3 separate regions of the Homo sapiens genome follow, and regions 1 and 3 are each linked to region 2. Evidence: chromatin loops called from intact Hi-C (ENCODE). Cell type or tissue: mammary epithelial cell. All regions are shown on one strand.

Region 1 (5,000 bases), 92 kb before region 2:
ATATGGGGTCTTGCTATGTTGCCCAGGTTGGTCTGGAACTCCCAGGCGCAAGCAACCCTCCCACCTCCACCACTCAAAGTGCTGGGATTATAGGTGTGAGCCACCATGCCCGGTCAAAATTTAAACAAATAATTTTGTCTCAGAAAGCTTCTACAGAGTCTCACAATTCTACATTAATTTGGTTTGGTTCTAGTTAAAAAATTAACTGGTAAGCATTCATTTCTGAAAAGTACAATGCTAATGGTGTAATCAAGAAACCTGCAGGTTCCTAAAAGATACTGTGAGAGATGGAAAGTTCAAACCCATACACTATAAAAGCCTGACCCCTGCTGGCTGATCTGTTTTGGCTTAGCTAAGTGAGAAGACAAATACAACAAAAAATGTGATTTGATCAATGCTTCAAAAATTTTACTCATTTCTCAAAAGAAGACATACATAAGGCCAAAAAACATGAAAAAATGCTCCACATCACTAATAATCATCAGAAAAATGCAAATAAAAACCAGAGTGAGATACCATCTCACCAGTCAGAAGGGCTATTATTAAAATGCAAAAAAAAACAACAACTGATATTGGCAAGGTTGCAGAGAAAAGACAATGCTTATACATTGTTGGTGGGGATGTAAATTAGTTCAGCCAACTGTGGAAGCAGTTTGTAGATTTCTCAAAGAACTTAAAACAGAACTACCATTCAACCCAGTAATCCTATTACTAGCTATACACCCAAAGGAAAATAAATAGTTCTACCAAAAAGACCACATGCATTTGTATGTTCATCATAGCACTATTCACAATAGCAAAGACATGGAATCAACCAAGGTGTCCATCAAAGGTGGACTAGATAAAGAAAATGTGGTACATATACACCATGGAATACTATGTAGCCACACAAAAAAAGAAAGAAATCATGTCCTTTGCAGCAGCATGGGTGCATCTGGAGGCCATCATCCTAAGTGAATTACACAGGAACAGAAAACCAAAAACCGCGTGTTCTCACATATAAGTGGGATCTAATCATTGAATACACATAGACATAAAGATGGGAAAAACAGACACTGGGAACTACTAGAGAGAGAGGGAGAGAGGGAGACAAGAATGAAAAAACTACCTGTTGGGTGCCTGGCTCACTACCTGGGTGATGGAATCATTCATACTCTAAACCTCAGTTTCACACAATATACCATTGTAACAAACCTAAACATGCATCCCTTGAACCTAAAATAAAAGTTGAAATTTTAAAAATGTACTGAGAAAAAAAATACCCTATATAGAATACACTCTGCCTTCACCTGCCACTCCAAAAATCACATGCCAAATATTCAAGAAAGGAAAAAGAAATCACAAGAATGACATGAGCAGACAGAAGAAGTGACAGAAAAAGTGAAGTGAAAAAGTGAATGACATAACTTGCTTGAAAAGATAGTTTTCAGGTGTTGTCTTTCATTAAATATAAGTTTTATATTATTGATTCCTGAAAAAGGGAAAAGTGTAAGTGCTGGCATGTCACAAAATTTTACATTAATCCATGGACCTTGCAGGAAATTATCATGGTGACTAGAAAGTATCTGGCACTCATAACATCCCAAGATGTTACAGTAATTTCTATAATTATCAAATAATCTCAGCTGAAGAATATACATTAATCTTCATATTTTTAAAATTTATTTATGTCATTTCTCTCTCCCTCTCTCTCTCTCTCTCTCTCTCTTAACATACATAACCCACTCAGGCACATTGAATATCATCTTTTTAAGTAAATTAAAAGTTCCTTATTAATTTCTTGGAGTTATAAAGATAATTTTTTATGTCTAAATTTGAAATATTTCTTCCATATCTAATAAGTGAGACAATGAGGAAAATAGGTAATATATATAGATCTTTACATTTTTCATAATTTCCTTTAATTAGAATCAATATATATCTTTGTTGAGTTTTAAATGCATTATTTTATACAAAGACCTTAAAGTGAAGCCCCATAAAGTAAGAGCAATCAGCATTGCATTACATAAACATACCTAGCAATGGCCTAAAATCTATAGCATTTGAAAATTAAACATATTGTGACAATTTTGTAGAGACACAATCCAGAATTAGTATCAAGCAAAAACTTGACTTGAAAGAAGTTATTATATTTGCATACAATGTCCTTTTAAAAGCACTAAAAGCTACAGCTATTGATCATTTTAAGTCAATTATTAAAAATAAAATTTACTTTTCAAAAAGATAAAATGCCTAATTTGAAAAAGAGAAAATCAATTTTATAACCAGATAAATGCTAGGGGAAAATCATCAGTCTGTAACCATCTGAAACACCACAAGGTGGCACGACAGCTTTACTATGGTGCTTAGGTTGCCTAAAGCCTCTGGTGCCCCGCTGTTAAGAGTGAATAGTGTGACCATTATACACAGATGAAATCTTAAAAAGCTTTGCTGCTATAATAATTTACTAAATTGCCTATTATTGAGATTGTCCAACATAAAGTGACAGAAGAGGTGTAACCCCATTTGTCAGTTTTTAGAACAGATATGTAGAAAGGCCAAGCCCAATGGCGCGTATGTTGGAGACAGAATGACTGAGGCTGGGTGACCTGGGGATGTGGTCATCAACCTTTCTGAGATGGCATCTTTGTCTCATATTTATCATCTCCTTTCCACTCCCACTAACTTGGTTTAGGCCCCTGTTCTATAATAACTTTATACTAATAAACATCCTACTTGTCATCTCTAACCTTTCTAGCCTATCCTACACACTTCCAAATTATTTCCTAGAGAAAAGAGCAGACAGAAAAAGTGAATATTTATCCTGAATACTTTTTTTCAAAAAGACTAAGCTTTAAACCAGGTAACCTTAAAGTAGCAAGTATTTCTGCTTTTACTGGGATTAGGGATTAGTTGGAAATAATTGGGAATGTTACAGAAATAAAAAGTTACATTTCTGCATATCTTGTCAGTGTGTAAATGTCTCTCCATACATACATGTAAACGAATGGTATTATATATATATATATATATATATATTACTGTAGTCAATAAAAAACAGTGTTATTATTATGCTTTAATATTGATGGGTAATTTTCCTTTGTAAATTCCATCTAAACTCTGAGACATGTTTTTCTAAGAAGATAGCAAAGTTGACTGCAATACACCATGGTAGAGTAATTTTTTAAATTTTTAAGTGGAACATAAAGCTATTTATTCTTATAAATTCAAACTGATCAATGGAAATTTTAAAAGTTTAATGATTTTTATACTTGGTCCCTCTGTTCTATATAAATTGAAAAGCAGATGGAGAAAAATAATCTGTGGTTACATTTCTTATCTGAGCCTCTCTGGACTCCTGTTTTAAAAGTTTTATTGCTAATGTCTTTCTCGGGGTAGAGAAGGAGAAGGAAGGAAGAGAGATGGAAGATTTAACCAAGAAACAAAGTCCATGTACTTATAGCTAAATGAACTATATTACACACTCTCCATCCATCAAGCAAGTAAACATGTGATCAAAAACTAGCAAAAGGAACAAAAATTCATTAACAGACTTCCACTTTTGGCCATGTTGGAGTAACTGACACTAACTTCCTGTAAAAAACTCAAAATTCGACAAACCATATGAAACAGCTGGTTTGGACATTGGAAAATAGCACAGAACTATGATCCCCAAAAGGAAGGAAACAAATAAGGTGTTTGAATATTATGTTCATCCCAGCTTTCTGCCTAGAAGCATTCTCTGAACCAGAATGCAGGAAAGGGAATTTCGAAACAGAAAATGACGATCTCAATAAGTTAAGGAGATGAAGACCAGAGTTAAGGGAGTCTGAAGAAGCTTACATATTCAAGGTAGACTACTGCAGAGGAAAAATTTGTATAAGGATCCTCTGAGTCAGTAACTAAGCAATAAGCCAACTATATTTAGGGTAAAATCCACAAGACTGGGCAATGAACAACTAGAAGATTGTGACCTAAACAATTCCCAGAGCCTGTATAGAGCTAGCAGACATTTGAGCTCAAACTAGCCAGAGTGGAATGTCTCTGTTGACTACACGGAGTAAACATCTATTCTAGACTCACGCTAACAAGGTTCTTTAAAGAAATAAAAACAACCTAGTACTAATTAACAGAATGTGCATAATGTCCTGTTGTCTATGTCTAGTCAAAAAATTATTAAACACATCAACAAGTATGTAAATGTGAATCTAAACTAGAAGAAAAAATCAGTCAATACTCCAAGATCTTGAAATGACAGAGATTAAAGAATTAGCAGACAAGGATAACTAAAACTTAAAAAAACATATTATTAACAAAACATGCGCAAAACTTCTATATTGAAAACCACAAAAAAGTGCTTAGAGAAATGAAAGAACAGTAAATAAGTGAAGAGGCATACCATGTTCATAGATTAGAAGACTCAATATTGTTAAGGTATCAATTCTCTCAAATTGTCTAGAAATTCAGTATAATCCCAATCAAATCCCAGCAGGTCCTTTTTAAAAATGAAATTGACAAGTTGATTTAAATATATGTATGAAAATAGAATAAACCTAGACTATCAAAATAATTTTGGGAAAAAATGACAAAGTTTTGGAGACCTACATTTAAGACTTCCTATAAAACTATAATAATTAAATGTGGTTTTAGAGTAAGGCTAAACATATAGAGCAATGAAACAGAATAGAAAATCCAGAAAGAACCAATATATGGACAAATGATTTTCCAACAAATATTCCAAAGTAATTCAATAGTAAAAAGGTAGTTTTCTTTCATCAAATGGTTCTTGCACAACTTGATATCTATATGAAAAACAAAGAACGTTGGATTTACCTTACACTACACACAAAAATGTGTTCAAAATGGATCCACCTAAATGTAAAAGCTAAAACTGTGAACTTTTCAGGGGGAAAACAAGAGAAAGTCTTCCCTTGAGTAGGCAAAGATTTTTTAAGCAGGATATGAAAAGCACAAAACAAACCAAAAAAATGATGAAACAAACTTCAATAAATACAGCTTTT
Region 2 (5,000 bases):
AAGAGAGCTCATGCGGTTCAGACACATTTGAAAAAAACATTAATTATATTTTCCCCAGGTAGGTAGTTTCCTGTATTCAAGGTCTACTGAGTTCTTTGATGCCTATGCCAGATCATCTTCTTCATAGTACATAATGCTTTGAATTGTACACACTATGGTTAACGTCGAAAGACAACCTTCAAAACTTGGGACACTTGTTTTCTTTCATGTTTTGAGTATCAGCATCCTGATCTCAAATAGCCACACAGACACACTGCTTATCACATCACTCCGTTTTAATTATCTGCACAGCACTTAGCACTTAGTACTTTCTGATGTTTCTCTTGCTTATTTATTTGTTTAATGCTACCCCCACCACCACAATACGGGCTCCGTGATACCAATGGTTTTATCTCATTCAATGTTGTGTCCCCAGCATCTCGAAGTGTTCAATAAACATTCAGTGAATATTCAGTAAATGAACATTCCAACATTCTGAGTACTTTCCTGAAACAGTCATATGACAGCCACAGACAATTTCCATGCTTTGTGACATGAAGGCCCACATTTATACACCTACAAAATGAGAGTAATAAGATATTGACCTCACAGGACTATCACGAGAATTGCATGAGAACACACTGTAAGGACTTATCACAAGGTATGGCATATGATGAATGAAAAATCATAAAAATCATATTATGGAAATGTGTCAGTGTGCCATTTATAGTGGAATAAAAGCAGTAAGAGAAATGCCATGATTTCATTTTATCAATTTGTTTAAAATGTATCTGATTATACATGTTCTTTCACTATTTAGGAGGAAAATTAACATATGTTTTTATGTAAGCTACAGTTTGCTTTCAGGAGAAGAAGAGTACCAAACTGGGACTCAGAGGAATAAATCCAGGCTGCTGATCTGTATGGCCCAATACGCCATTTAATAGTTACCTAAGGTTTAGTTTTCTCACCTGAAACATTGAGGGGAGAGGCAAGGAAGAGTAGGAGGTTTGAGGGGAATCAACCGAAATATGAGCTCTTAAGAGGCAGCGAGTAAATATGCAAAAATCAATATTTAGCTCATAAAAGAAAGAATGGCGTCAAGATTTTCTCACAATGTTTGGCTAAATTAGATGAATAAGATAGACCTTCATAATAAATTAAATCTGATCTATACATTATTTGTATGATACTCAGATATACAATCCCTAGCTTACAGTTAATAAAAATTATCCATTTGAAATTATTTTTGCAGACATTTTTGCGTATATGCTATATGGTGTCCTTATGAACAGCTTTTTTTTTCTACTGAAATTTAACAAGTTAAAAAGAAATAGATTTAGAAGAAGCTTCCTGGAGAAATGTTTTTCCTGTTTAAAAGTTCTTTACCAGTTTTTTTTAAGTTACAATAAAAAGCATTGTGAGTCATCCATACGCAGTTTTTTTGTATTACGTATGGATCAAATACTTCCAGAAACATGACAATGTGTAATGAATTCATCCCCTTCACCAGTAACTTTATTTTAATATGGCTCTATTACAAATGAAAAATCAATAAACCACCATTCAGTTTCTTTGAAGTAGACTCTTGCCTCTCCTTCCAACACTCTAGAAATATGCCATTGGTTGCCTAAAGCCTTGAACTTCGTTTGTCAATTCAGGTGCATTGTTTCCTTGGCTGTTAGGTCTGCCTGTTTCCTCAGGCTAATTATGAAATCATCTGCTCCGCCAGGAAGAAGCACACAGCTGAAGAGCATCATCCTGTGTTCCAGCATTACTGTGGAGCATGTGTCCTTATTACTAATGCACAAAGCACGACACTTGGAGAAGTCTCTTCGTTGCCTGGAAATTGGGGGGCATAATCTGAAGACTTATAAATATCTCTTAACAAAGCACCAGCTGAGCTGTGTCAGGGTTGCACACTCTCTTCATCTCTCCCTTACAGCCTTTCAATTTGCTTTCCAAACATTTCTTTGTCGCCGTTGGCTGGGGTGTGCTTAAAAGAAGCACATCGTTAACCACAAAGAATGCTCACTGTTTTCTGTGATTTCAAATCAGTTCCAAGCACTTCCTCAGCAAGTGGCCCGGCAGCAATTACCCTGCTGCTGAAGACACTTCGCATCACAGGCCTCAGTTTTTGAGACAAGCAAGCAAGGCTGTAAGAAATGATAACATATGTTTCAGCCTCCATTCACCAGCGATTTATACCCCCATAAGAAGGGTGAATCAATTTTCATGCAAATTCAACAGGCATATTCAACAACGTTGCTCTCTTCTCTAATTCACACAAACTCAGCATTCATCGGCTGCATTACTTGCCTCAAATGGGCACTCACAGTTGCTAAATGATTCGGGCGGGGGTGGAGTTGCTCTGTGTCAAAAAGGGGCAAAGAACAAGGAAAGGACATGAATCCATCAGGGCAATGAGAGCTGAACTGATTCACTGAGACAAAATAGTGAGGTTTTGAAAAGCCAGTGCAAAAGGAGATGGCTTCCCACCTCACCCTGACACTTCTGTGAAAGATGGTGTAGAAACTGACCTCGGCAGCATTCAAGGGAAATGTTTCCACAAGCATGAGCTGCTCCAGAACAATTTATCCAATAGATTATGTTGAGATAGGCTTCACTTTACAACCACATTTCTCTCTTTTCTTTCCCATCTTGATCATACCTGTTAATATCCTCTTTGCGGAAATATCTCCAGAAGGAGTCAAAAAGGTTAAAATGGGCAGCGCAAATTTCCATATGCCAGGTCCCTGGATATAGTTTTAAAGGGCCTGTGGCCTTAAGTAAAATCTGATTTCTTAACTCCACAGGTCTGCAGGTAAATGTCACACTGCCCTCTGGAGGTAGTCTCATTGGATCTAACCCTGAATTAATGATTGCCAGCTACTGAAAAATATATGGTTGCTGAATTTCAGAAGTCTTTTTCTAGGGTGGAGAGGGTATAGAATAGGAGGACAGTTGAAAAATTACCAACTGCTTCCAACTCCTTGTGAGTGGAGTGAGTGTGTGTGTGTGTGTGTCAGACAGAGAAGGGGGTGGGAAAAGGAAAGGAGAATAAGTAAAGATTGCCCCCAATTTCAGTAGTGCCAACAGAGAAAGGATGCATGTAGACAGGAAGCTTCAAGATGGCTGACTAAATGCATCTGGTACTCACCTTTTCCAGAGAGAGGAGCTAAAATAGCAATTAGATAATCACATTTTGAATAGATCATCTGAGAGAGAATACTGGAATTCAACAGAGAAGTGATGGGAAGCACTGAAAGCAAGGAAGGAGAGGGAAGCAAGGAAGCCAGCTTAGCTGGGATCAGCTGGGAGCCCGGAGAGGCTCCTTAATGTGAGGAAAGGGTAAGTGAGAGACACCAAGTGGTCCACATTCCTGCCACAGAATTCTACAATGCTAGCCATAGGAGAGCCCCTGGACTCTCATGGGCCCTGAGACTCACAGAGAACTGCCTAGAGATCACATAATGGCATTGTTCTAGACAGGGAGCTCATGCTGAGTCCTACAAACCCCCAAGTCCTAAGCAGCTGCAGCACTGTGCCATTATGAAAGCCCCGCCCCTGCCAGAATGTGTTCTGCCTGGGGGCCCAAGAGCCCCTGCACCTCCATATCCCTGGAGCCCAACTGACACTCATCACCCACAGACACCACTGTTGGGCTGAGGCAGGAGCCACTGGAAGTGACCTTGCCACCCCAACAAAAAGGCAGCTATACATTTTCATGTGCCATCTGCAGGACTGAGGACCAGCTTGCCCAGTTCATCATGGACATCACCAACACCAGCACTGACCACTTGGGTTCCAGAAAGTTGTCCCACCACAGCTACTGCCATTGCCACAGCATACCTGCTACCCAGAAGCATGATAACCTGCCCATCCTCCTGACCCACCATGATATTCCCAGCACCTGGAGAGGCTAATGCTCAACCCACTGCTGCCACCACTGAGGCCCAAAGACTGGCCCACCTAATGTCCTAGTTCCCAGCAAAACTTCACCACAACCTCCACTAATAATCACACCCTAAACCACTGAGGAAATCACAGACACCACTGACACTGTTTACAGCTGGAAAAATTACACAGAGACTATACAACCACCCACACCTAGAGTCAAGGCCAAAGTGCCCTACCCAGCCAACACCGTAGATAAATCTTCAAGAAATGTCATCCCCTATGAAAGCAAATTCAAAAAACTGGAGCAACTGTTATATCAGATGCACAAATGATCAATGTAAGGACACAAGAAGCATGAAAAAATAAGGAAATATGGTATCTCCAAAGGCACACCATAATTATCCAGCAACAGATTCTCATCAAAAAGAAATTTAAGAAATACCCCCCAAAAAAGAATTCAAAATATTGATTTTAAAGAAGCTCAGTAAGACACAACAGAATACTGAAAAATAATGCAAAGAAACCAGAAAAGCAATTCAGGAAATAAATGAGAAATTTACCAAAGAGATAGATGTCATAAAAAAAGAGACCAAACAGAAATTCTACAACTGAAGAATTCATTGAATTAAATAAAAAATACATTCTAAAGTTTCAACAACAGACTAGATGAAGCAAAAGAATCTCAGAACTTGAAGAGAGGTATTTTGAAATAACTCAGACAAAAATAAATTAAAAGGATAAAAAAAGAATGAGCAAAGCCTATATAACATCATAAAGTGACCAAGTATTTGAATTTAGGATCTGAGAAGGTGAAGAGAAAATGAAGGAGTTAGAAAACCTATTTAACAAAACAATAGATAAAAACTTCCCAAGTCTTGCAAAAAACTTTAGATATCCAGAAACAAGAGGCTCAAAGTTCTCCATATAGATACAATTCAAAAAGTTCTTCTGCTCAGCACATTATAGTCAAAATATCAGAGGTGAAAGACACAGAGAAAACTCAAAAAAGCAAGAGAAAAGCATCAAGTCACTTATAAAGGTACGTCTGTCAGACTAGACTAACAGCAGAAACCTTATAGACTAGGAAAGAATGGGCTGATATATTCAAGATGCTGAAAGGA
Region 3 (5,000 bases), 470 kb before region 2:
GTACCTCATCAATATATACACCTACTATGTACCCATAAAAATTAAAAATCAGGTGAGCGCCTTCTATGTGTCAAGAACAGTCACAGGTGCTGGTGAGGGCAGGGAGGGAAGACAAATAGATAAATATGTGTGTCGATTTTTTTTTTCTTTTTAGTGCTTTGGGTAAAGTAAATTGTTTTCATTTGTCTGAGAAGATTGACAAAGAAAGAGAGAAAAATAAACACACTTTTCTAATAGGAAGAGAACACTAAATATGACAATGAAGCTTTCCCATGGAGCCTGGACATGGCCTCAGAACATTCTCAACACAGAGCTCAGGAGAGCCACTAGCAGTCATTTCCACTTGCATGGAGTGGAGACCTATTCCTTATCCCATCCCCATCCCTAACTGATGTTCTGCTCCTCCTTTCTGTTAACTTGTGGGTTGTGGTCTATTATTCTTGCTTTTGTATCCCAACATTCTCTCATGGATGATCATTTTAAATTATGTTTTGTAATTTTGAATTGCGAACTCATCTTAGACTTCATCTGTAGAAATCCTCTACAACCTGACTTGGAACTATGCCCCTCTGAAGAGGTTTCCAGTTTGCTTCAGTCAGATACCCGAGATATTTGTATATTGGGACTAACTATTAATCTCCTGGCTTGGGGGTTCTCAGACCATATAGGTAGTACTGTTTCAAACCTCAAGGAGTTTTATGGGAAGACTCACAGATATAAATGGTGAGGAAAATTGTTTTCCTATCCAAACAGATCAAACTGTTTCTCCTTGTGCTAGTGAGTGGATTTTTTCTAACCCACCCCTTCAATGAAGTTTTGGTTCAGTAAGTGTTCTGGCTTTATTGGGGGATGGTCATGGGGTGATGGTTGTAGTTTCAGCTTCATCAGCTGGGTTCAGCGTTTTACATTCTGTGCTCATATGGGTGCTAAAACTGCAGACTTTTGGTTACTGGGACTGGAAACTCTCCTCCCTTCCAAGGTGGCCTCCGTGTTATTTGGCACTCATAGTTTTAAATTTATTATTATTTGAAGGCCCTGTAGAATTCCTCTTTTTTCTTGAGAGCTCAACAATGCATTTAAAATAATGTTGGCTATATTTTACCCACAATTTCTAGGTTTGTAGTGGGAGAATGTTCAGTTTATCTACAGCTCAGAAACATAAATCCATCTAGCAAATTCTTAACACCTGAGGTTATTCATTCAAGTAGTCCTTAGCACCCATAGATATATTTAACAACAGAGTAGGACCAGTGACAGCTGCTCCTTCTCTCATTATTGGAGCCCTTTACAGATCTAGATACAGAAGACTGAGTCCTGCTTGACTCTCCCACAGCAGAAACAAATATTATATTACACACATGACCCATATTACTGATTTTTAATATACAAATCTGGTCACAATTTTTCTGTGTAATTTAAAAAAATCCAGATGCCTGGATTTTATTCTTTATGCAAGAATCCAGTGTCTCTCTTTTGAGGTCTTACTTTCTCCCCCAAATTATTGAAGAATTCCTCAGGATTATTCAATATAAAGGGAGTTGGTCCTCTTCCAAGCCCCAGACAGAGAGCATTGGAGTCAGCTGTCCCTCAGTGCAGCTATCTAAGTCATTGCCACAAGGTGTCGCTGTTGGACATGGGTCTTGCTAGGTTCAGAGGCCAGTTTGCAACTGCAATTTCATCCGTGCTGGTACTCTCATTTGTAAAATAAGGTTACAGTCTTCAGTTCACTCCAGGTTTTTAGCAATTGTATTCTGAAGCTATGGGAGAGTAGCTGGTCCTGAGGGCCTTTTTAGCCTTAGCTAATGGTGTGCCAAACCACTTCTTTCTCACTTAGGTTTTCCTGCTCTCTTGCATTGCATTAGTGTTTAGACTGCATATAAAGAATATTATGCTTCCACATTATTTTGATTTCTCACTTAATACTGATAAAGTATTAACTCTCATGGATACAGTGCCCTGCTATCTCATAATTTTTTGATCCTCAAAACTCACTCTGTGCAGGCAGCACCGAACCCCAGAGAGAGGCAATGACCTTCCCAGGGGATTTCTACAAATTAATAGAAAAACTGGAACTCCACTGCCCACTGCAGCACCACCATGTCTTTCGGACAGTACCTCTTGCCACATGGTAAGCAGTTTGAGGTAAAAATCAAATATCTTCTATACAGCTGCACATACCCTTGCTCCTCTAAGTGGAATTCACCTCACTCATGGTCTGCTCTGAATCCTAGCAGTTGCAAACACAACACCAGTGGTTCTCAAATGTAGTGCTGGGACCAGGAGTATCAGCATCACCAGGAAATTTGTTAGAAATGCAAATTTTCAGATCCCACCTCAGACCTACAGAGTCAAAAACTCTGAGGATGGAGACCACCAATCTTTGTTTTAACAAATCCTATGCCAAGGATTCTGATGACTTGGGAAGCCCTGTCATAAAACAATATTTCATCTATTAGGTGCTCCAGATACAGTGCTTATGGATATAAAGTTTTAAAGGCCTACAAAAATGTTTGTAAAGTTTTGTCTCCAAATCACAAAAGAAAATTACTAAAGTGTAAATCAAGACTAATGGACTGACAACAGTGGCTCGCATCTATAATCCCAGCACTTTGGGAGGCTGAGGCTTGAGGATTGCTTGAGGCCAGGAGTTTGAGACCAGTCCAGGGCAACATAGCAAGACCCTGTCTCAACCAAAAAAAAAAAAAAAAATTAGCCAGGCATGATGGTATGTGACTGTAGTCCTAGCTAGTTCAGAGGCTGAGGCAGGAGGATAGCTTAAGCCCAGAAATTTGGTGCTGTGGTGACCTATGATCATGCTATTGCACTCCAGTCTGGGTGGCAGGATGAGACCTTTCTCCCTAAAACAAACAAAAAATAAATATTTTATTAACTATCTAAACCATAACAGAATAATATGTCAAATTATTCAGCTAATCTGAATTCTTAGAATTATCTATGTATATAATATGTTTAAAGCCTCCAAAAGGGACTTGTTTTGTCATTTGGTTCTTAAATGTAGAGATTCAACTACTCATATGGCATCTCTGCAGCTGAAGGTTAAAAATCTGGGAATGACAGTTGTCAATTTCTAGAGACGTCTTCAGATGGCCACACGATGTCAGTGTAATACAAAAGAAAGAGCAAATGACTCTATTGCAGTGGACTTCCATTGCAATGTCTTTTGAAACAAAATCATTAGGGGCAAGCGAAATGAGGGGGAAAAAAACCCAAACTGTATATAATCCTATTAGTCTTTTATGGCAGGGTGTCATGTTTTATTTTTATTTTCTTCCTATCTCTGCTCTTTTACCTGTGTGTTCTCCAGTGTAGCTGGGTTAGATGTTTAAGTAACATAAAGGGGAAAAGAAAAGAGAAAGAATTTTACTTAGCACTTATATATGAGCTACTATGTACCTAGCACAAAATAAATGCTTCAAAGGATCCAATGAATGAAATACTAAATGTTGATATTTACGTTGACATACAGTGCATTTATTACTGCTTCCTTTTAAGATGGGGAAAGGTTTAGGAAGGTTAAATTACATTCTAAGATCACACAACTGGTAAATGTGAATCCAGGATTTAAATGCAGGTTGTTGAAACACTAGAAACCTCTAATTTTTTCCCAAAACCATGTTGCATCTCTGAGAAGTAGTGTTGATGATGAATATTGTCTCTAGACAATTTTTAGTGTGCAAGGAGTATTGGTGCCATTAACTATTCCTTTGGGATCTGAAAACTTGTGAAATAATTTAGCCTTTTTGTGCCAGTATATTCAATATATCAAATACAGTATATTTCCATCTAAGAATAATTATTCTTTAAGTATGAGGAGTACAGATTTGCTATAGTTGAGCTGAAATTCAAAAGTTGACATTTAAGGAAAAATTTTCTTATTAGAGAATCTATTTTGAGACTTTATTACTCCCTGTTCTCTTACAAGACTTTAAGTACAGCAAGTCTCATCAATCTGTTTTGTATTGGTTGCTTAGAGGCAGTCTGTGGGTGCTGTATGGTTTGTCAACTATATAGTCACCTCCTAAAAATGGTATTATTGCTTGAGCATAAGCCTGAATGACAGAATAGCCCACAAAAGCTATTGACAGATGATTGTCTCTTATTGTTACTACAACTAGGGCAGATGTAATATGAAAAGTTTAGCTCTTAAATACTCCTTTCATCCAAGTCTGTACTTAGATTCTTGGAAACACATCTCATTGCATGGTCCAGGGCTCCCCTACCTGCTACCTCTCTGCTCTGCCCTCAGTATTTTAGGAGGTGTTCTAATTAAGGAATGGAGGTCCAACACAAATAATTTGCTCAGCAGTAAGTTCATGCTGGCAAATAAGGATCTCTCATTCATTTTAGTCTTTGCAAGGTTGTAGATGATTATCTATTGCTATGGCAAGATGTTCTTGACATATTGAGAAGTGGAAAAAATGGTTATCAAATAGTTTGTACAGTATTTAACCATTAAAATTATATTTATTGAACAATTTAAATGGATATACACACCAACATGTAATAGTGTAGTACTGTTCAATAGGAATGCATGAGTCAGGCTGGGCGTGGTGGCTCATGCCTGTAATCCCAGCACTTGGGGAGGCCAAGACAGGCAGATCACCTGAGGTCAAGAGTTCAAGACCAGCCTGGCCAACATGGTGAAACTCCATCTCTACTAAAAACACAAAATAAATTAGCTGGGTGTGGTGGCAGGCACCTGTAATCCCAGCTACTCAGGAGGCTGAGGCAGGAGAATGGCTTGAACCCGGGAGGTGGAGGTTGTGGTGAGCCGATATCACACCGTTGTACTCCAGTCTGGGCAGCAAGAACAAAACTCTGTCTTAAAAAAAAAAAAAAAAAAGAAGAAATACATGAGTCATATATATAATTGAAAATTTTTCAGGAGTCCCATTTAAAAAAATAAAAAGAAACAGGTAAAATTAGTTTCAATGATACATTAATATATTCTTAAATATATTACTTTATACATTTATATA

Evidence for each region. Hi-C counts contacts between places; a loop is a spot of excess contacts. Peaks named below come from ENCODE experiments on the same cell type or tissue, not always from the same donor. Only the 100,000 strongest peaks of a DNase experiment are listed, where the experiment ranks them.
Region 1: it touches region 2 in a loop (15-fold over the local background); 23 of 110 quality-filtered maps call a loop at or near these places.
Region 3: it touches region 2 in a loop (6-fold over the local background); 3 of 110 quality-filtered maps call a loop at or near these places.

The regions. Positions count from the first base shown.
Region 1 is chr6:132,298,206-132,303,205 of GRCh38, forward strand. The region is part of intron 10 of MOXD1 (monooxygenase DBH like 1); the gene reads right to left. Among named protein-coding and RNA genes, the nearest start is that of MOXD1, 100 kb to the right of the region's middle. In mammary epithelial cell, CTCF peaks have their summits at 332 (motif pointing left) and 2,319 (motif pointing right); no DNase peak of the experiment used is centred here.
Region 2 is chr6:132,390,165-132,395,164 of GRCh38, forward strand. The region is part of intron 1 of MOXD1 (monooxygenase DBH like 1); the gene reads right to left. Among named protein-coding and RNA genes, the nearest start is that of MOXD1, 8.8 kb to the right of the region's middle. In mammary epithelial cell, a CTCF peak has its summit at 2,823 (motif pointing left); a DNase peak (open chromatin) is centred at 1,707; H3K27ac peaks cover 1,727 bases.
Region 3 is chr6:131,921,943-131,926,942 of GRCh38, forward strand. The region is part of intron 2 of CCN2-AS1 (CCN2 antisense RNA 1); the gene reads left to right. Among named protein-coding and RNA genes, the nearest start is that of CCN2-AS1, 22 kb to the left of the region's middle. In mammary epithelial cell, CTCF peaks have their summits at 1,634 (motif pointing right) and 3,124 (motif pointing right); a DNase peak (open chromatin) is centred at 1,629; H3K27ac peaks cover 301 bases.